Regions from separate parts of the Homo sapiens genome. Here region 2 is linked to region 1. Evidence: chromatin loops called from intact Hi-C (ENCODE). Cell type or tissue: PC-9. All regions are shown on one strand. Links, peaks and the distances in the headings refer to the core of each region. The heading gives the core; the rest is flanking DNA. Region 1 has its middle 5.4 kb from the start of SAE1. Region 2 has its middle 5.0 kb from the start of ARHGAP35.

Evidence for each region. Hi-C counts contacts between places; a loop is a spot of excess contacts. Peaks named below come from ENCODE experiments on the same cell type or tissue, not always from the same donor. Only the 100,000 strongest peaks of a DNase experiment are listed, where the experiment ranks them.
Region 2: a loop joins it to region 1, with 6 times the contacts of the local background. A loop is called at or near these places in 46 of 110 quality-filtered maps.

What each region holds. Positions count from the first base shown.
Region 1 is chr19:47,124,017-47,126,924 of GRCh38, forward strand. No RefSeq gene overlaps it. Among named protein-coding and RNA genes, the nearest start is that of SAE1, 5.4 kb to the right of the region's middle. In PC-9, for the core only: CTCF peaks have their summits at 1,381 (motif pointing left) and 1,581; a DNase peak (open chromatin) is centred at 1,365; H3K27ac peaks cover 723 bases.
Region 2 is chr19:46,854,560-46,857,467 of GRCh38, forward strand. No RefSeq gene overlaps it. Among named protein-coding and RNA genes, the nearest start is that of ARHGAP35, 5.0 kb to the right of the region's middle. RefSeq lists enhancers at 784-1,722, 1,723-2,659. In PC-9, for the core only: a CTCF peak has its summit at 1,743; a DNase peak (open chromatin) is centred at 1,672.

The DNA.
Region 1 (2,908 bases), core at 114-2,613:
TCTTGCTCTGTCGCCCAGGCTGGAGTACAGTGGCACAATCACAGATCACTGCAGCCTCCACCTCCTTGGCTCAAGTGATCCTCCAGCCTTAGCCTCCTAAGTAGCTGAGACCACAGGTGCACACCACCATGCCTGATAATTTTTTTTTTTTTTTTTTTTGGAGACGGAGTTGCCCTCTGTTGCCCAGGCTGGAGTGCAGTGGTGTGATCTCAGCTCACTGCAAGCTCCGCGTTCCGGGTTCACACCATTCTCCTGCCTCAGCCTCCTGAGTAGCTGGGATTACAGGCACCCGCCACCACTCCCGGCCAATTTTCTTTCTTTTTTTTTTTTTTTTGTATTTTAGTAGAGACGGGGTTTCACCATGTTAGCCAGGATGGTCTCGATCTCCTGACCTCATGATCCACCTGCCTCAGCCTCCCAAAGTGCTGGGATTACAGGTGTGAGCCACCGCGCCTGGCCCAATACCCGGCTAATTTTGTGTGTGTGTGTGACGCAGTCTCGCTCTGTCGCCCAGGCTGGAGTGCAGTGGCGCTATCTCTGCTTGCTGCAAGCTCTGCCTTCTGGCTTCATGCCATTCTCCTGCCTCAGCCTCCCGAGTAGCTGGGACTACAGGCACCCGCCACCACGCCCGGCTAATTTTTTTTTTTGTAATTTTAGTAGAGACGGGGTTTCACCGTGTTAGCCACGATGGTCTCAATCTCCTGACCTTGTGATCCGCCTGCCTCGGCTTCCCAAAGTGCTGGGATTACAGGCCTGAGCCACCGCGCCCGGCCAATTTTGTATTTTTAGTAGAGATGGGGTTTCACCATATTGTCCAGGCTGGTCTCAAACTCCTGACCTCGTGATCCGCCTGCCTCGGACTCCCAAAGTGCTGGGATTACAGGCATGAGCCACCACGCCCAGCCAGAATTTTTTCTTTTTTCTAGAGAAGGGGGTCTCCGTATGTTGCCCAGTCTGGTCTTGACCACCTGACCTTCATTGATTTTCCTACGTCGGCCTCCCAAAGTGGTGGGATTACAGGTGTGAGCCACTGCCACCGGCCAGTAATTATGCTGATGAAAGACCTGTTTTTTCTCCAGTTCCTGGGATGGCTCTAGGGAGGGTTATTTACACTGTGAGTGAGGAGGCATTCACAGAGAAGTTCCTCCAGAGTGTGGAAGAAGCACTACCATTTGGCACCAACGCCTGGAGAACAAAGGAGGAGACCATTGGCCAAAGAGAGGCATTTCCATTTTGTTGGAACCTGCTGACCACCAACCCATAGCATTTTTTCCCTTTCTTCCTTGCTAATCCAATCGCAGATTCATTGAGGAGGTGAGAGGTCCTGAGATCCAGGCTGGAAGAGGAGTGATTGGTCTACCTGGTTCTCAAGGGATAATGTTGCCCCCTAGAGGACATTTTGGAAATTATTAAGGAAAATTAACGACTGGTTTTTTGGTTGTCATCTGGTTCTCAAGGGAACAGTATTGCTTCCTTGGGAGAATTTGGAAACTTACCTTTTTTCATCGTCACAATGGTGAAGGGTTTGTTACTGGGATTAGAGGACAAGGACCAGACATGCCAAGATGTTCTACAATATAGCATTCCTAATTAATAATCACCTAATGAATAAAGCTCAGATAGCACTTAAAAAGTGGGGAAAGGACTGTTTATACTAAATTATGCTAAGCTGTAACACTGAACTATTCCAGTTCTTTTGAAATTGTTTACATAGCAAAATCATAGTTGACTCCTGGCCATTTAAGACTTATGCCACCACTCTTGGGATAGTGAAAATGTTTTGCAACTAGATTGAGGTGGTGATTGTATAATATGGTGAAAGTACTAAAAGCCACTAAATTGTGCACTTCAAAATGCTGCCTAATTTTATATTATGTGAATTTCACCTCAATAAAAATGTCTTTTTTTTTTTTTTTTTGAGAGGGAGTCTTGACCTGTTGCCAGGCTGGAGTGCAGTGGCGCAATCTCAGCTCACTGCAACCTCCACCTCTCAGGTTCAACCCATTCTCCTGCCTCAGCCTCGCAAGTAGCTGGGACTACAGGTATGCGCCACCACACCCAGCTAATTTTTTTGTATTTTTAGTAGAGACAGGGTTTCACCATGTTGACCAGCATGGTCTCAATCTCCTGACCTTGTGATCCACCTGCCTCGGCCTCCCAAAGTGCTGGGATTATAGGTGTGAGCCCCCGGGCCCAGCCAATAAAAATGTTTTTTTAAAAGGATGCATATTTCCAAACATGAGACTATACCATCACATTTAATTTTTCCCAGAAACTATAAAAAGTAGAAGTGAAGAGAGGAAAGGGAGACACTTTTAGACCTTCAATGAGTCTGCAAGTACAGGAGAAAATAATTTATGCAGCAATTAGCTTTATTTTCAGGGCTCTTTTTCTTTTCTTTTTTTTTTGTTGAGACGGAGTCTCGCTCTTTTGCCCAGGCCGGAGTGCAGTGGCGCTATCTTGGCTCAGTGCAAGCTCTGCCTCCTGGGTTCATACCATTTTCCTGCCTCAGCCTCCCGAGTAGCTGGGACTACAGGCACCCGCCACCATGCCCAGCTAATTTTTTGTATTTTTAGTAGACACGGGGTTTCACCGTGTTAGCCAGGATGGTCTCGATCTCCTGACCTCATGATCCGCCCGCCTCTGCCTCCCAAAGTGCTGGGATTACACGCGTGAGCCACCGCGCCTGGCCAACAAAGTGATCATTTTACAAGAGTTATGGCATAGTCACAGGTAAGAACCTGGGTCACTGGGTCACTCCCTAACCAATTACGAATTACTATATGCCATGGACCTTCAGGATTACTTTCTTTTTTGTTTTGTTTTTGTTTTTTTTTTTGAGACAGAGTCTCGCTCTGTCACCCAGACCGGGGTGCAGTGGCGCGATCTCAGCTCACTGCAACCTCTG
Region 2 (2,908 bases), core at 181-2,680, 270 kb before region 1:
TGAAGAGTTAGTGACAGCTTCCTAGAAGGGGTGACATTTGAGCTGAGATCAGAAGGACGAGTGGAGCCGGGCATGGTGGTGCATGCCTGTAATCCCAGCTACTCGGAAGGCTGAGGCAGGAGAATCACTTGAACCTGGGAGGCAGAGGTTGCAGTGAGCCGAGATTGTGCCACTGCACTCCAGCCTGGGCGACAGGCTGCTCCGTCTCAAATAAATAAATAAACAAACAAATAAATAAATAAATAAATAAAGGCCAGGCGCAGTGGCTCATGCCTCTGATCCTACCACTTTGAGAGGCCAAGGTGGGCGGATCACTTGAGGACAGGAGTTTGACACCAGCCTGGACAACATGGTGAAAGCCCGTCTCTACTAAAAATACAAAAATTAGTTGGGTGTGGTGGTGCACGCCTGTAATCCCAGCTACTTGGGAGGCTGAGGCAAGAGAATCGCTTGAATCCGGGAAGCAGAGATTGCAGTGAGCCGAGATGGCGCTGCTGCACTCCAGCCTCCGCGACAGGGCAAGCCTCCTTCTCAAAAAAAAAAAAAAAAAAAAAAAAAAAAAAAAAGACGAGTGGAAATTAACCAAGCAAGGATTAGTGTCCAGGATGGGGCAGAGTGCTGGGCAGAAGAACACAGGTAGGGAGAAGATCAAAACATTTTCTCTACCCTCAGGAGTCTCATGGCTTGAGTGGTTTCGAGTCTGGGGCTACATGGCACAGACATAGAAAAGATAAGTCCCGAAGGAACAATTATTTATTTTTTTATTTTGCTAGACAGGGTCTGGAACTCCTCCTGGCCTCAAGTGATCCTCCTCCCTTAGCCTCCTAACGTGCTGGAATTACAGTCGCGAGCCAGCGCGCCCGGCCTCAATTTTAAACGTTTATAAAGATAGAGAGGTTGTGGCAGGGCGCGGTGGCTCACGCCCGTAATCCTAGCACTTTGGGAGGCCGGAGCAGGTGGATTGCCTGAGCTCAGGAGTTTAAGACCACCCTGGGCAATATGACAAAACCCCGTCTCTAATAAAACTACAAAAAATCAGCGCGCCTGTAGTCCCAGCTGTTTGGGAGGCTGAGGCACGAGAATCGCTTGAATCCGGAAGGCGGAGGTTGCAGTCAACGGAGATCACGCCCTGCACTCCAGTCTGGACGACAGAGCGAGACTGTCTCAAGGAAAAAAAAAAGAGAGAGAGAGAGAAAGAGAGAGAGGTTGGCTGTTCGCGGTGGCTCACGCCTGTAATCCCAGCACTTTGGGAGGCCGAAGTGGACCGATCACTTCAGCCCAGGAGTTCGAGACCAGCCGGAGCAACATGGCGAGGCCCTGTCTCTACAAAAAATATAAAAATTAGCCGTGTGCACTGGCGCACGCCTATAGTCCCAGATACTCCGGAGGCTGAGGTGGGAGGATCCCTTCAGCTGGGGAGGAAGAGCTTGCAGTAGGCTATGATTGCACCACTGCACTCCAGCCTGGGCGACAGAGCGAGACCCTGTCTCAAATTTTTTTTAAAAAATAGATGTTTATTATGCATTCATCCAGTAGATATTTAGTGCGTCGATCTACTAAGCAAGGGGCCCAGGCACTGGGATTCCGCGGTGAATCTGAGCATCCCCGCCTCCCGTTCCTGCCTCGTGATTGGCTGCCCTTGGGCCAATGGCTGAAGAGTCCACCGCTCTGCCAGCCCCCGCGGCAATCCTCCAGCTGCAGCTTCCCCTGTTCGGTTTGCAGGCGGCGCTGTGGGCTCACTGACTCCTCCGTCACACGCAGACCTGGTCCCCACCCTCTCTGATTCTTTCAGACTCTTAGGAATGAATAGAGTGTATACCCCAGAGTCCCACCCTCTTTACAAAATCCTTTTGTGAATTTTTCTGCCTGTGCAGGTTTCCAATACAGGTCCAGAATCCCACGCCCGCCTCTTATCAACCAACACCAGCGGCTCTCCCGTTAATGTGACCTCCAGCCATTCGGCCCGTAGGCCGATGCTTGGGAAATCTTGACAGCGGCCCAAGCCGGCAGTCGGCACTTCTCTCGGTCGGTTAATTGTTTACTCGTTTGTTTATTTATCCTGGAGTGGAGGCTAGCCGGGTGCGCGGAGGCGGCTGCCCCCAGGGAAGCCCGCTTCCTGTGGTTGGCTTGCTCAACTACTATCCGCCCTCTTGCGCACTGGAAAAAATTGCAGAGCTGGGAATGCACCCCTTGATGGTTCCGTTCATGCAGTAAAACAATGCCTGGGCCCCTGCCTTGTGCCTGGATCCGTGCTAGGGACATCGACGATGACTGAAACAGCCCTGGCCCTGCCCTCAGGGGCCTTGCAGTCCGATGGGAAAGACCTATCACCAGATATGGACCACCCAAGGTGGCCAGGGCTTGGACGGGAGACCTAAAGGGACTGTGGGAGCTTGGAAGGAGCAGCTGACCCAGCCTGTTGCATCAGAGAAGGCCTCCTGGAAGAGGGGACATCTGAGCTAGCATCTCAAAGAAGGCTAGAAGGACAACCATGTAGTCTCTGGCTACCATGTCCCCAGTGCCTACCACCCCCTTGTTTAGCATTGGATTTTTTTTTTTTTTTTTTTTTTTTTTTTTGAGACGGAGTCTCCTTCTGTCACCCAGGCTGGAGTGCAGTGGTGCGATTTTGGCTCACTGCAATCTCCATCTCCCGGGTTCAAGCGATTCTCCTGCTTCAGCCTCCCTAGTAGCTGGGATTATAGGCGTGCACCACTATGCCTGGCTGATTTTTGTACGTTTTGTAGAGACAGGGTTTCGCCACGTTGTCCAGGCTGGTTTCGAACTCCTGGCCTCAAGCAATCCACCCGCCTCAGCCTTCCAAAGTGCTGGGATTACAGGCCTGAGCTACTGTGCCTGGCCGACTCATTCACTTTTATTTATTAACAAGTTTTAATTGTGGGTCATTGGC